2 separate regions of the Homo sapiens genome follow, and region 1 is linked to region 2. A link is a loop called in an ENCODE intact Hi-C map of the cell type or tissue named here. Cell type or tissue: heart left ventricle. All regions are shown on one strand. Each heading gives the region's core, and the rest is flanking DNA. Links, peaks and the distances in the headings are about the cores only.

Region 1 (7,192 bases), core at 1,354-6,353, 190 kb before region 2:
TTTAACTAATTAGTATCTCCAAAACACTTTGAGAGCCTTAGATGAAAGACATTTGGAAGATCATTATCACAGTGAACATTATTATTGACTGTTTATTGTGCCCTGCCACACATGAGGCATGCTACAAAATGTAGAAGGAGTTACAGCCCTTGCAGGAGAGTGTAATAGGTATTATTATTGAACTTGATTCTATGATGAGCTCAGGCCAGGATAATACTAAGTATAAAGTACTCCACTCAGAGAGCATAAATAACCTGTTGTCACAGGGCACCATTTTGTAAAACACCTCTTTCAAAGGACTTGCCGATAACCTGGCACCCTGAAAAAGTTCGTTTAACTTTCTGTCCATGAGCTTTTGAAGCCCAAAGTCTGTTCTGCTCACCTAGACTCATCTAAAAAACAAGCTCATCAAGCTCTTTTTGTTGGCTCAAAGAGGCCTGATGCTTCCTGTGCCAACCAGTGTTCTAGGGTGGAACCAATAGTCACACCTCATGGTGCCAGCCCATAGAGAGAAAAAAATTGCCTATTGTGCCTACATGTCTAAAACCCTCCCTAGATGATTGTGTAAAAAGAAAACTTGAGAAACAGCTGTAGGTTTCTGCAGTGTGCATTTATTTCAAACCAACAGGCAAGATCACCAGACTCCTCCAGGAAGAGGTCCTGGTGGTGCAAATTCCACTGGTTCTTCTTATTCCTTCCCTAATACAGTTAAAGCAAAGGAACTTGGCAAGCCTTCAAAAGGATTGTAGGTTCCTGAATAGCTGATCTCTCTTCTTCCTCATTCTGCTACACTTTAGTAATATTTCTGATTTAGGATAGGTGGTAAAGCAGAGAAGTTATGAATCTGTGGACTTGGGTTTGAGAAATACCCAAATTCAAATCCTGACTCTGCCCCTCAACAGTTCTGCACTTTGGGTGAGTCACTTAAACCTCAGGTCCTCCAATTCCCCATCTGTAAATTGGAGATAATGGTAGTACCTACCTCAGAGGGTTGTTGTGAGAAATAAGTGAGATGATTCATGTCACTTAGCTCTTAGCACAGAGACTGGCTCATATTAAGTGCTCAGTAAATGTTAGCTGTGGTTGTTGTTGAAGTGACTCAATACTTTCTACTCTAAATTACACACACCCTTTCAGCCCCTTATTAAGCAAGTGCCATCCAGAGACGGTCCTTGGTACCCTGATTTTTGCATTGTTTTGTTTGCCTCCACATGATCCGTGGCCATGATTCAGATGTGTGATTCTTCCCAGCATGTGCTGGCTTCGCAGCTCACTTCCAGAACCCTTAAGGCACTATGATCCATTCTAGGAGAAAACTCCCTAACTAACTTCACTTTCCCCAAACAGCACCTTCAAAGGAAAACCATACACAGGGCAAGAACCTGGTCTACTTCCTCCGCATCATCAATTCTTTATTAACATTTTTATCTTTCGTTTTTTCCTGCTTCTCACTCTATTCCCCAACACAAATATTGCCATGGGTTCTGTAGGGATGGACTTTCTCCCTACCTTGCTAGCATCATGCCAGTCACACACGTTTCTGTCTTACTTGCCCCTTATCAGCAAGAACACACCTGCCACCTCCAGCACACAGACCAGGTGGCTTTGTCCTAGAAACTTTTCAGCTGGTGTTGCAAGCAACTGATGGGGAAAAAAAATGAGGTCAGAAAACATATCAGGGAATGAGGCTGGGTAGAAACCAGAAGGTGGACTAGCCCCTTTCCTGAGTCTCAGAGGTTGTGTCCTGTAATAGAGCTGTGATACAGACAGTGGGGTTTTTGCTAAATTTGCAAGGGGATTAAAATCATCCCAGGCCCCTGAAAACAGCAGATAGGTGCCATCTGGGACAGCAAGGACCATATGTAGTAGGTGGAGGAAGACATAAAGGTAGGGGCTAAGGTTGAGAAGTCAAGAGACCCAGATGGTTCTCCAGCTTCACACACATTTACAAACATTTTTAATAACCACATGGCCCCACACTGGCACTGCCTTCAATCTCTCTCAGTGTACCTCTTTTCTAGTTAGTCTCCTCTCTTTTATTGCTTACTGTAGCATTTAAGGATTTATGGTGAAGTGGGCTGTATTTGTGCCAGGATTCAATTGTTTGTTAGCTGTGTGGCCTTAGGCAAGTCACTTAACCTCTCTGATCCTCAGTTTCTAGACTTATATAATAGGAATAATAAAGGCATACTTATATCATACAGCTATTGTGAGATTAAAATGATTAAAATGAGATTAAAATGATATACATATATATAATATATATAAAGAGCTTAGCACAAGTGCCTGGCATATAACAGAAGCTAATAAATGTTAGCAACAGTAAATAACAAAAGAGTAACAATGGAAGAGAAAGTCAGCTGGCACTAGAGTTCTTTGCACACACACAGAAACATGCAGGGATCTCCATTAAAAAAAAAAAAGGAACCAAAGAGTACTGCAAAAGGAAAGGGAGTTCTCAAAAAGACAAAACTGTAGTGATGAGAAATAGGTCAGTGGTAGCCAGGGGTTATGGACTGGGGGAGGATGGGACCAAAAAGGGGCAGAATGAGGTGATAGAACTGTTACATATCCTGATTGTGGTAGTAATTAAATGAAACTATGTATGTGTTAAAATTTATACAAATAAATGCCAAGAGACAAAAGTCGATTTTACCGTATGACAATATTTTAAGAAAGGAAAGTAAGTTCTTGCACATTTCTTTTAGCCTCTGCCTGATATTCACCTGACCCACTCTGATTTCCTTTCATTTCTATGTGTATTGGATCAATGCTATTTCTGAGAAAAACTTCACTATCACTTAAGTGATCAGGGTAATCCCTGCAGTGGGTTCCTCCGTGTTGTAGACAGCCATTCCATTACCTACTTCAGTTTTTTGTTTTTGTTTTTGTTTTTGTTTTTGTTTTATCAGTTAAAGGTGTCTGGCCAAGCAGTGGACAAACCCAATAAACAGCTCACTCCCCACAGGATGGCCTAAGCTCTGAGGCAATGGGTGGGGCATAAGGTTTTTCTTACTCAACCTCAATTATTTGCCGTGTGCATTAGGGACATGTTACCTAAGGGATTAGCCAATATATATTTTTGTGTTGTTTCATTTCCCCTTAGGAAAAGTTGCCTGCCCACCTGTCCGTTCATGCTATAAAAAGTCTCAGGAGAGAAGAAATGTGCCTATTCAGCCCTTGACTCTTGAAGAGCATTCTCATCTGGCCCATTGCCAGCACTGTTACATCACTTTGGCTTAGCTGGGACCAGCTCAGATATAGGTTGTGCAGCCCTAATTTGAAAATCTGACATCCAAAATGCTCCAAAATCCAACACTTTTTGAGTGCTGACATGAGGCTTAAAGGAAGTGTTCATCAAAGCATTTTGAATTTCAGATTTTAGATTTTTCAATTTGGGATGCTCAACTAGTATGTATTCTGCAAATATTCCAAAATCCAAAAAAAATCTGAAATCTGAAACTCTTCTGGTCCCAAGGGATACTCAACCTGGACAACTTTACTCAATTTCTTTTCCCTTTTTTTTTTTTTTTTTTAAATTATGCTTTAGAGACAGGGTCTCATTCCGTCACAGTGCAGTGCAGTGCAGTGGCCCAATTATAGCTTGCTGCAGCCTCGAACTCCTGGGCTCAAGCAATCCTGCCTCAGCTTCCTGAGCAGCTACAACTACAGGCACACACCACACCTGACTCTCCCTTCCTTTCTCCTTCTATTTATTCATGCTTGTACTTTAGACCAGCCTTTCACATGGTGAATTCTGTAATGGGTGTGCCACACAGTGCCAGGGTCAAACAAACCTGAGATTAAAGTAAAACTAAACATTTTCCCTTTGCTGCAGGACTTTTTGCACGTTTTACCATGCTGATGAATTGTAAATTTCTAAGTGAGAGCTTAATAAGAAACATTTCCCACATTTCTATGGCACTGACACCCCTTTCTTCTCCCTTTTCTTGTATTAGCCTCTTAGTAATATTAATTGTCCATGGAACAAAATTTGAGAAACGCTGTCTCAGAGTTCACATGCTCAGTCATAATGCAAAAGATATTTTTAGGAAACTGTTGGAAACTCACTATTGCCACCCTCTGCAGTATTTATTTAGTTCCTACCAGTTTTCAGCTATAGGCACTATGGTAACCTGCACAGCAAAGCAAAGATTCTCACCTCCTCAGTGCAGAAACCAGTCAAGACTAATTGGTAAACCAACTAGTCAGTATACCTGTATACAAAGATACATATATAGAGACATACATGTATCAAAATTAGGGATATTGATATTGATTTTAAGGTATTCATTATAAGATGTATTGTCTATTTAGTTATAGTTCTTAGAGGGAAAGAGAAACACTACTATGTTACATGCTCACTGTAGGATGCATCCAATTTTAGAAATGTTAAGATGTGAAAAAAGAAGTGTCTTACCAAAGAGTACATACTGTCTTATTCCACTTATGTAAAATTGTAGAAAAGACAAAACCATAAACTATAGTGATTTTTTGCATAATGAAAATGTTTTATGCAATGGTATATAGTTTTACGAAAACATCAAAGTAGACACTTAAACTGGGTACATTTTTGTATGTAAATTATAACCCCATAAACTTGATTAAGACAAAGAATTCTTAGACTCAAGAAATGATGGTTTATGAAAATATCAGGTGGCAAGGCAATTCAGTTTGAACAAAATGAAGCTTGATTGATAAAAAGAAACTTCCTAGAAAAACAAAAAGATGTTTTAAAAGTCAGGAAGTGTATGGTCAAGGGAAGAAAAGGCAGGGTCTGTTCTGGGCATGTGGACCTAGAAAAGGCAGGATAGGGCAGGGATATCTTGAATGAGAATTGAAGCTGAAAGAGAAGGGAAGGAAACAGATAGAGGAGAGGCAGAGTGACTAGATACTTGCCTTCCTATCAGGGTGACTAGATACCACCAGGAAGACGCATGTCAAGCATTCTCTGTAATAAAGTCTCTCCAGCAGCCCTCATGCCAGACTTGTTGCCTGCCATTGTGAGGACTATCAGCTGTATCTACAGCAACTTCTTGGATTCAGTGCAGCCAAACAAGAAGTTATCTCTACTCCAAGCAGGTGACCGAGCTTACTGGGTAACTGAGGAGCAGTCTCCATGTCCTTGGCAGACAAAGCCAGTCTTTTCCATTGAAATGGTCAGGTTACCTGAAACCCCTAGCACACATGAACACCAGCAAGAACATCCAAAGCAAGTGATATAACATGAGCAGGGAAAGATAAATCTGTTCACCATGAGCTGCTTCCTGCATCTGGGGCCTGTGCCAGTCCCCAGGGTCACACTGCCCCAGATCCCCAGCTCAGAAGCCAGAGCATTCAACAAACTGTTCCTAAGTGCCTGCTATGTACCAGGCTCTGTCTTGAAAGCTCACACCAGGGACACTCATGAGCTCAGACTCCAGGACTCAAATAGTAGCTGAGTTCATCTCAGATCTCTGTCATTTCTTCGATCTTTTTTCCGAGTACAAACAAAACAGGCAACTCATCTTATCTCTGAATACTGTGCTCAGAGCACCCAGCCCACAGCTTGGCCCATATTAGGAATTTTTTTTAATGGAAGAGTAAATAAATAAACACAATCATGCCTGTGGTAGACCTCATGGGATCATGAAATAACTCCTCATTATGCAGAAATGAACCCTTTATGAATTGAGCCATTACAGAGCTATTTGAGAAACAAGTGGCACACTATATTAGGCATAAAGTCATGTGGTGACTGAAACATTCTTGCTGTGAATCACCTTATTAAATACCTTTTTGGGTGATGAACATCATTCTCGGGAAAATACAGTGGGCCAGCTTCAAGATCTCTTAGCTCATGAGTCGCTAACCCTAAGAAGATAGGCAGTGCCACTCTGCATATGACTAAACTCTTACATCATACACCACAAATTTCATGTGCTCTTTGATCTTGAGAGAAACACTTCATCTTAACTGACACTTAGTCATAGGGATACCAGTGACAGAAAGGAAGAGGCTCTGAAAGAATTTGCCACTGAGTTTATGAGTTGAACTGACCTGGCCTCCAATATGAAGGGAAGACAGTGTTTCCAGTAGAAACATGGCCCCTGTACTTGTGCTGCCAAAGCCCTAATTTTATCAGTTTTTTCAACAATTATATTTTTTATTGTGGTAAAATACACATAACATAAAATCTACCATGTTAGCCTTTGCTAAGTGTTCAGTTCAGCAGCATTAAGTACATTGATCTTGTTATGCAAGTGTCACCACTATCCATCTTCAGAACTTTTTCATCACCCCATACTGAAACTCTGTACCCATTGAACAATAACTTTCCATTCTGTCCTCTCCCATATATATATATATATATTTAAAATAAAATTATATATATTTAAATTATTTCTGAATAATAGGAATAGGTATTTAGTATTATTTTTAAAATATGTATTCCAATTTTCTGCTGCTTCTGACCTTAGACATCTGATGATACAAGTAAACAAGACAATGTTTGCTTAATGTTTACAAGACAATGCTGTCCATTCATGAGTACTGCCTGTGTGTTTCTGGGCAAGTTACTTAGTGACTCTGATCATTGTTACTATGAAATAGAAATAGTAAGGCTCACCTCATATGGTTATTGGGAGGATTTAATGAGATGATGCCTATAAAGTGCTTAGCACAGGGCCTGGCACCAAATAAGCTCCCAGTATGATTAGCTATCTCCTTGTACTCCTCCAGGTAGGTTTCTCTTTTCACATGCTATCATGCCCACCACAGTTGGACTGCTATTTCCCTGTGCTATAGACCTGGGGATAATAAAAATCATGGCATCACTTGGAGGATATATCAAGATAATTCTTATAAAGCTCATAGCACAGGGCCTGACTCATAGTAAGCTCAGTGGCAATCAATGTCAGGCATTGTTATTATTAATATTTCCCAGGTCTCACTTGTTCAACAGACACATATAAGATGTCTTTGATGGGTAAAGTCCCTTTGCTTGGGCTCCAAAAGTGAGAGAGACAGGATCCATGTCCTCAATAGCTTGTGGTCTTTTATGTAAACCACATACTACTTAAAATATTACCAAATAGCTTGTGGTCTTTTATGTAAACCACATACCACTTAAACTTTATTTTCAAGTTATTTTAAGATTTATTAACTGCATCTTACTTATTATGCATGATGCAGTTAATAAATCTTAAAATAA
Region 2 (7,192 bases), core at 1,470-6,469:
CAAGTAAACCCAAAATCTGATAGATCATTTCTCTCAGTCATTGATTGAAAAGTGCTATTTTAGCAGATTTCTGGCAGGAGACTATGTCCAAGGCTTTTCCCCATCCTTCTATTGTCCCATCTAACCATTGCTCATGTGGTCACAGCTGCATAAGGTCCACAGCTTACCTTAATCATGGCAACAAATGGCATGACTTTCTTCATGTATTTCTTCAGTTCTGGCATACTGCCTAGTTCACTAGCAATGACTTTGTTGTCAGGCAGTTTTCCGTTATTGGCCTAAGAAAAGGAAGGAGGGAGAGTAATGTAGAAAAAAAAGTCTCAAGAATAAGGCAGAACAGTAGATGTGACCAGGCATAGAATGGTGGCCTCTATCAATCCTTAGAGAACAGCAGAAAAGTGTCCAGCCCTAGCATCACGGGGAAGTGAAAGCTCAATGAACAATGCAGAAGGAACTCTCCTATTCTCTATAAATTAACAACACATACTTTTTAGTTTAGAAGAGAAAAAGAAGTGATTTGTGTTGAATATTTCTCCTGTTCAGAAACTAAATGGTCTCATAAAAACTTGTTTTCAAATTTCTAAAAGCATTTTATTAGTCATATTAAAATAAAAAATTACACAACTATCATACAAGTTTATATAATGTCTGCTTTTGGACACTTGGAAGAAACTGTTACCACAATTGTGAAAAGAATCCCTAGCTACTGACCTGTTAAAAACAGAATCATTTCTATCTACTCAAAAATAAATGTCCATATCATATATCACTGATGAGTACAATCCAAGTGTGCTTTAAATGAATCTAAATTCATTTCTTTCTACAAATATTAACGGTCCCCTCAATAGAGTGAGAAATAAAGCAACTGGTCTTTTCAAAGTTTTGGGCAACTTGTTTTCTCTTTATTGTAAAAGAAGGGTTGGGAATGAATCTAAATGAAAAGGAACATATAATACAATTTCAAATAATCTATTTTCAATTCTAACTTTTACTAAAGTACATGGGAAAAAAATATTCTACTTGTTAATATATTCCTCTGAAACACACGAAAAAGAAAAAGGGTGGGAAACACTCCTTTGCCTTATGTCACCAAAATGGTGCCACATTCAACATAAGAACACTCTTCGTGATTATAAATGAACATTCTTTTCATTCCTGTGGATGAAAACATACAAAAATCTAAAAGACAGCTGCTAATGCCAAAAGATACCACTGTTTTCAATTATCTAGCAAATGAATAGTAAGTAAAAAAACAACTTCAAAAAGAACAGAGGTGATGCATTTTTTAATACCTAAGACATTACATATTATATTTGGGTTCTTCCACTGCTTCCTTGAAATTGCTGGTATGAATATATAATCCACTGAGGTAGTTTCACTTTTGTGCCAACCAAAGTAGCTTTTATCTTTTATTTACCTTAATTCAAAATCTGCAAGCAGATTCTAAAGGCCACCTTCTATTTCTATCATATATACTCAAAGGTGGAAATAGTTCTCCACAAAAATAGACTCACAAGAAATACAAAAACATTTGCTCTTCTCTATCAAATTTTACATATGTAAAAGCAGCTTTTCTTAGCATTTCTTAATTAACTATGAAAAGTGTTGAGGCAAAATTCCAATAATGGTCTAGAATATCAAAGCTAAGAATTTTTCCTTTACGTTTCTTCTTTACATTTTGACCACAATCCGTATTTTGTCTCTCTTTTTAAAGTGCACCTTAGTGGTCTGCATCTAGCAATAACTGTTTTAATAACCTAAGCAAAAAAGCCAAAGTTCATAAACATACTTTGTTTCTACATTTTGAATGCAGAGGAAAAATACATTTTTTTCTTTCAGGAAAACTTAGATCTAAGTTATTGAGTTCCCTTTAAGTGGATTTATCATTACCTGGCACAGCCAAAAATGTCTTCAAGCTCTACATTTCTATAGGTAATTATCAAACCAAACAACATTTAAAGTACTCAAGAACAAAGCTTCACTTTTTTCCAAACAATAAACAAGGTTACGATTTGAAATAATTTAATGAATGAATATAATGAATGAATAAATTTAATGAATGACTCCCACTGCTCAAGTTACAACAAATTCCAAAGGCAAACTCTGTCCTTTTATTTCATCATTTCAACTACACATATGAAAACCCCCAATTCTTTTGATTACATTCAACTAGATCCAATGTATTTTTGTATAAATTTTTCAGAAATGAGAGGAAAACAGCAGCTTTTCCCTCAGCATCCATTTAAGAGCCACCAAGAATAACAAAAGGATGCTGTCTGCCTAGAGGGAATGAAACAAAGCTGCCTATCTTTCTTCTCCCAGACATTGCCAACATCCTAAAAACAAAAACAACATAGGGAGCATACAACACCATCAGGGGGGAAAAGTCTACTGAGAGCATCACCTCAAAGTGTTTACGTAGAACAGACAGGGTGGTATGTTGCCAAGGTGGATAGTTCTTTGCCACATAGATGGTGCAATGTGAGGGCTTCTGCAGGGGTTGTTTGTCAGTCTTCTAGACGGTAAAAGAAAGGAAAAACATTCAATAGCTTTTATATAAACCAAAAATGAGAAGAACCCTCCCCCAACATACACCACCACGGTCTTCACCATTAATGAAAATCTTTTTAACTTTCATTATTGTTAAATGTTATCTGATCAATAACTTTTAAGGAATAATCCTTTAAAAAAAAAAACAAAAAAACTTTACCTTCCCTTTAGCTGGCATCATATAGTTCTTGAGTCGTAGTCTAAGGTCATGTGTTACTTCCATAAGATACTGTGAGGAGTGTATTAAAACTTCATTAACAGGACCTGCCACAGGCCATGAAGCATTCATAATTGAGTCAGGCTTTTAAAAAAAGAAAAACAAAAAAACCTTCAGTGAGATTAGACAATATAACTATTTTACGGTTCTTGATTATAGTTTCATACCAAGGATACCATCTGTAATTGTGTGCTCAGAGTTCAAACTTGACTACACATAACACACTTGCACAGCCCCTGATCTAATGTTCCCTAGAATTCAAGCTGTGAAGTCTGACTCTACATTCTTAATTAGCATCCATTTGTACAAGCATATTAATACCCACACACATATGCTCACTTTCAAAGAAAATTATGTAATGCTAATTTGCCTAAATTTAATCATTATTATATAAATTATGCATACACTCAGTTTTTATCCTGCTAATACATCCAGTATTCAAGTACGGTTATTTGGTATATAGATCATGAGCACATTTCTGTATTGTTCATGCATTTAAAAATACAAAAGAGCCTAGCTAATATGGCTGGAAAGGAGTTATTAAACCAGCCAATCTATTTATCTGTAAGCCTGGGAGAAATAACTGAATTTATATTCATAGTAAGAATGCTACTATCCCTGAATATTAAGTCCTATATATGCCAGAAGTTTTATATAAAACAAGAATACTTACACAAATATACACAAATATACACCTATATCTTTGTTTTTAAGCAGCTCATAACAATTGTTTATATCTTTCTCAATATTTTCACCTTTTAAAAATATGTATGCACTGTTGTGTATATAAATAAGGGCACATATATCCATCTGAATAGGAGATAGCTCTGGTTTAACCCGTCATAATTATGATGCTGAATCCAGCATTACTCTTGAATTACTCACTTTCAGACTTTCTCTCTTAAGTAACAATATTAGCACAACACTTATTTAATGAAGCCAAAATCAAAACCACTCGAAACATTTTAAATGCATGAAGGTACCTTTCCCAGGAGTGTCCAGATGTGCTCACACAAATGTGGACAGAATGGAGCGAGGAGAAGTGTCTGAACTTCAATAAACCGGAACACAAGTTCTCTGTGCATCCCTTCCACAGCCAATTCACGGTACTTATCTTTTGCGGCCTATAAAATTTGAAATTATTTACCATTTCCCTCACCTTCTTTAAAATAAAAATAAAGGGAAAAATTGCAGTATCTTGGTTTTAACACATTTTTAAGTTTCTAGTCTTTTAAAAATCCATAACAAATTACTGTAAAGGTTTTACTTTAAGAATCTGCAAGTATTTATCTTTGTCCAAAGTATATGGCAGTTTTATACTAATAATTCTCAAAAAAAGAATTTTTTTACAGACAGTTTGTAACTGAGACATAAAAGTTGAACAACTTTAACTGTATATTAAGGGTGACTGCTCTTAGCAGCATATAGGATATTAAATATAAAAAAAGACTATAAATACAACACATTGCTATGCCCAGCCATTTATCCTTATTTAACCACAACTCTGAAAACCAAGTTATATAAAACTCAATGTGATATTTTACACAGCTCATTGCGTAAAGCTACATTTTTACTTTAAGCACTTTAAATGCCAAACTTGAGGAAATACTGACACCTTGTGGAAAACCTCAGAAAACGCTTGCTCTCAAATTAATGGCAATTAATTACAATTTTGCCTTTGTTTTTATCAATTTTGAAATGTTTTCCTGGAAAGTATAGCTGAATTTTAGATTTAATCTCCTTTATATTAATGCTCATAGCTTAACTAGGAGCAGAATTATTAAATTAAATGGACACAATAGAAAAAATACCAAAGATAATAACTTAAAATCACAATTTATTGAAGAATTTAAAATTTTTCTGGCAGGATTTTCAGTCTACACTTTAGGCGAGTAATTGTGCTATAGCAGGAAGAAAAAAGGGGGAAAATACATAATGTTCACATTGACATGTTTTATAGCTACCAAAAGAATCAACAGCCTACCTGAAACTCAAAAAACCCTGTTTTCAAAGCTTCTTTAAACATCATCTTTTCATAGTTTTGATCTGTTTTTATAATTCCTGCATTCAATTCACTATTGAATACGGGGAAAAAAAGGTTATTGAGTTTAAAGGCACTTATACATAGCTATAAAAAACTGCTGCATACACAAATTTAAAATACTGCTTTTTAATATACAAATTTGAAATACTGCTCATTTAAGCAGTAAAATGAGAACAATGCCCAGAACATTTAAAACTGCTCAACACAACACCATCTTTGCGTTCCTTAAAACAAATTACTGCAATCTCTCTATTGTCTATCCATCCTTAAGTACTGTCATCTGACACTGCTTAGGGCTCCTGTTTATGACAATAAATGATGCTTCTTCAGAAATTTCCTGATGGACACTTTATTCTTATAAAGCCCAAAATGCAACATGAAAATAGCCTAACTAAGGTTGTAGCCAAGTTTTTTTTTTTTTTTTTTTTTTTTTTTGAGACAGGGTCTCTGTCACCTAGGCTAGAATGCAGTGGTATGATCACAACTCACTGCAGCCTCAAACTCCTAGGCTCAAAGAATCTTCTCACCTCAGCCTCCCAAGTACTAGGACTACAGGCGCAAGCCACCACACCCAGCTAATTTTTTTTTTTTTTGTAGAGACAGGATCTCACTTTGTTGCCCTGGCTGGTCTCAAACTCCTGGGCTCAAGCAATCCTCCCACCTCAGCCTTTCAAAGTGCCTGGTTTACAGGCGTGAGCCACAGTGCCTGGCCATAGCCAGGTTTTAATTATTGCATTTACAATAACTAATACTGGATATCAGAAAAAAATTTTCTCATACCAATCCAGGTTCTTCTTAATTTGGCCTAATCTGGCCCCAACCTGTTTCATTTCCTACCTCTGCCCACAAGATAATGTACTTCAAATAAATATCAGACCCTTTCCATGGCTTATCCACACTTTCTCCTCTCCCTGAAAACATTGTTTATTTTTCAAGAAACCCAGAATTTGGCCGGGCGTGGTGGCTCACGCCTGTAATCCCAGCACTTTGGGAGACTGAGGCAGGTGGATCACAAGGTCATGAGTTCGAGACCAGCCTGGCCAACACAGTGAAACCCCATCTCTACTAAAAATACAAAAAATTGGCCAGACGTGGTGGCAGGCACCTGTAATCCCAGCTAGTAGGGAGGCTGGGGCAGAAGAATAGCTTGAACCTGGCAGAGGCTGCAGTGAGCTGAGATTGTGCCATTGCACTCCAGCCTGAGTGACAGTGCGAGACTCTGTCTCAGGAAAAAAAAAAAAGAAACCCAGAAGTCACATGACATCTCTGAATTCTCCTTGTCTCTATTATTGTGCTTAGAAACTGGGTGTTTGTCTCTCTTGCTAGACAATAAGGATCAGGTCTCATTCATCTTTATAATACCAGTGCGTAGGATGACTCCAAAGATATTTATCCTTTTCTTTTAATCTACTTTTCCTTTAACCATTTTGCCCTACTCGAAAACAAGACAACATGGTAAAATGGTTATGAGAACAGACTTTCAAGACAGACAGAAGCAAGTTCATATCCCAAGTTTGCAACTACTAGCTTTAAGGCATTTAAGGAAATACTTAATTGTTCTAAGCTTCAGTTTCTTTATTTATAAAATAGAGCTAATAATATCTGTATTAAATAAGGTTGCTTTGAGGTTAAAGTCAGATAATGGACACAAAATACTTAGCATAGTACCCGGCACAAGTAAGCCTTCAATGAACACTAGCTATTATTATCATTAGTTTATTTTATTAAAAAAAAAAAAGAAAAGAAAAGAAAAAGAAAACAAAAATGCACCAGGACTAAGTAACTCTAAAACACAAAATGATTGGGATCTACAGATTACCTGGCAAAAACTCTATCATTGAAAGTGCTGGCAGGACCACTTCTTAGGCTGTCCCAGTTGGCAACCATTTCTTTCACCCACTCTACCCAGGTGTACAGACGGAGAATACCTGCATCTGCCATGGCTTCCACAAAGTTGGCATCTTCTACAGTGTCACCAGCATCAGCCAGAGCCAAACGCATTCCTGGAAGAAGAAAAAAAAATTCAATGCATTAAAAATATGGTTACTGAGTATCAACTGTGTCCTATGTGTCCAGTTGGATACCTTGCAAAGCCCATATATAAATTAACAAATGCTTTAAAGGACTGTCCTGGATCAACAACAAAAATTAAAATCACCAAAAAGTAGCATCCCTAACCGTGATGTTAAAATATTCGAACCATCCATATTGATTTGCATCCACTAAGCACCAATATGTGTTTCTTCTCAGGCATGTTGAGTTAATGAGATAAAGTGATCTTTAATGAGGCAGAGATAGAAAATGATAAAGTGGGGATAAAGACACACCTTTCATTGTGGTTTTCTTATCAACATTTCAGCCTCATTTAGAGGTAGCAAAAT

What was found. Hi-C counts contacts between places; a loop is a spot of excess contacts. Peaks named below come from ENCODE experiments on the same cell type or tissue, not always from the same donor. Only the 100,000 strongest peaks of a DNase experiment are listed, where the experiment ranks them.
Region 1: a loop joins it to region 2, with 2.3 times the contacts of the local background. A loop is called at or near these places in 1 of 110 quality-filtered maps.

What each region holds. Positions count from the first base shown.
Region 1 is chr5:145,940,820-145,948,011 of GRCh38, forward strand. The region is part of intron 2 of SH3RF2 (SH3 domain containing ring finger 2); the gene reads left to right. All of the region lies in intron 3 of LOC107986458 (a long non-coding RNA gene), which reads right to left. Among named protein-coding and RNA genes, the nearest start is that of SH3RF2, 7.8 kb to the left of the region's middle. In heart left ventricle, for the core only: no CTCF peak of the experiment used is centred there; no DNase peak of the experiment used is centred there; H3K27ac peaks cover 988 bases.
Region 2 is chr5:146,126,268-146,133,459 of GRCh38, forward strand. LARS1 (leucyl-tRNA synthetase 1) reads right to left here. Exons shown (of 32, transcript NM_020117.11): 23 at 6,631-6,814; 24 at 4,752-4,842; 25 at 3,751-3,891; 26 at 2,711-2,851; 27 at 2,405-2,515; 28 at 168-278. Among named protein-coding and RNA genes, the nearest start is that of PLAC8L1, 24 kb to the left of the region's middle. RefSeq lists enhancers at 1-13, 6,892-7,061. In heart left ventricle, for the core only: a CTCF peak has its summit at 4,391 (motif pointing left); no DNase peak of the experiment used is centred there.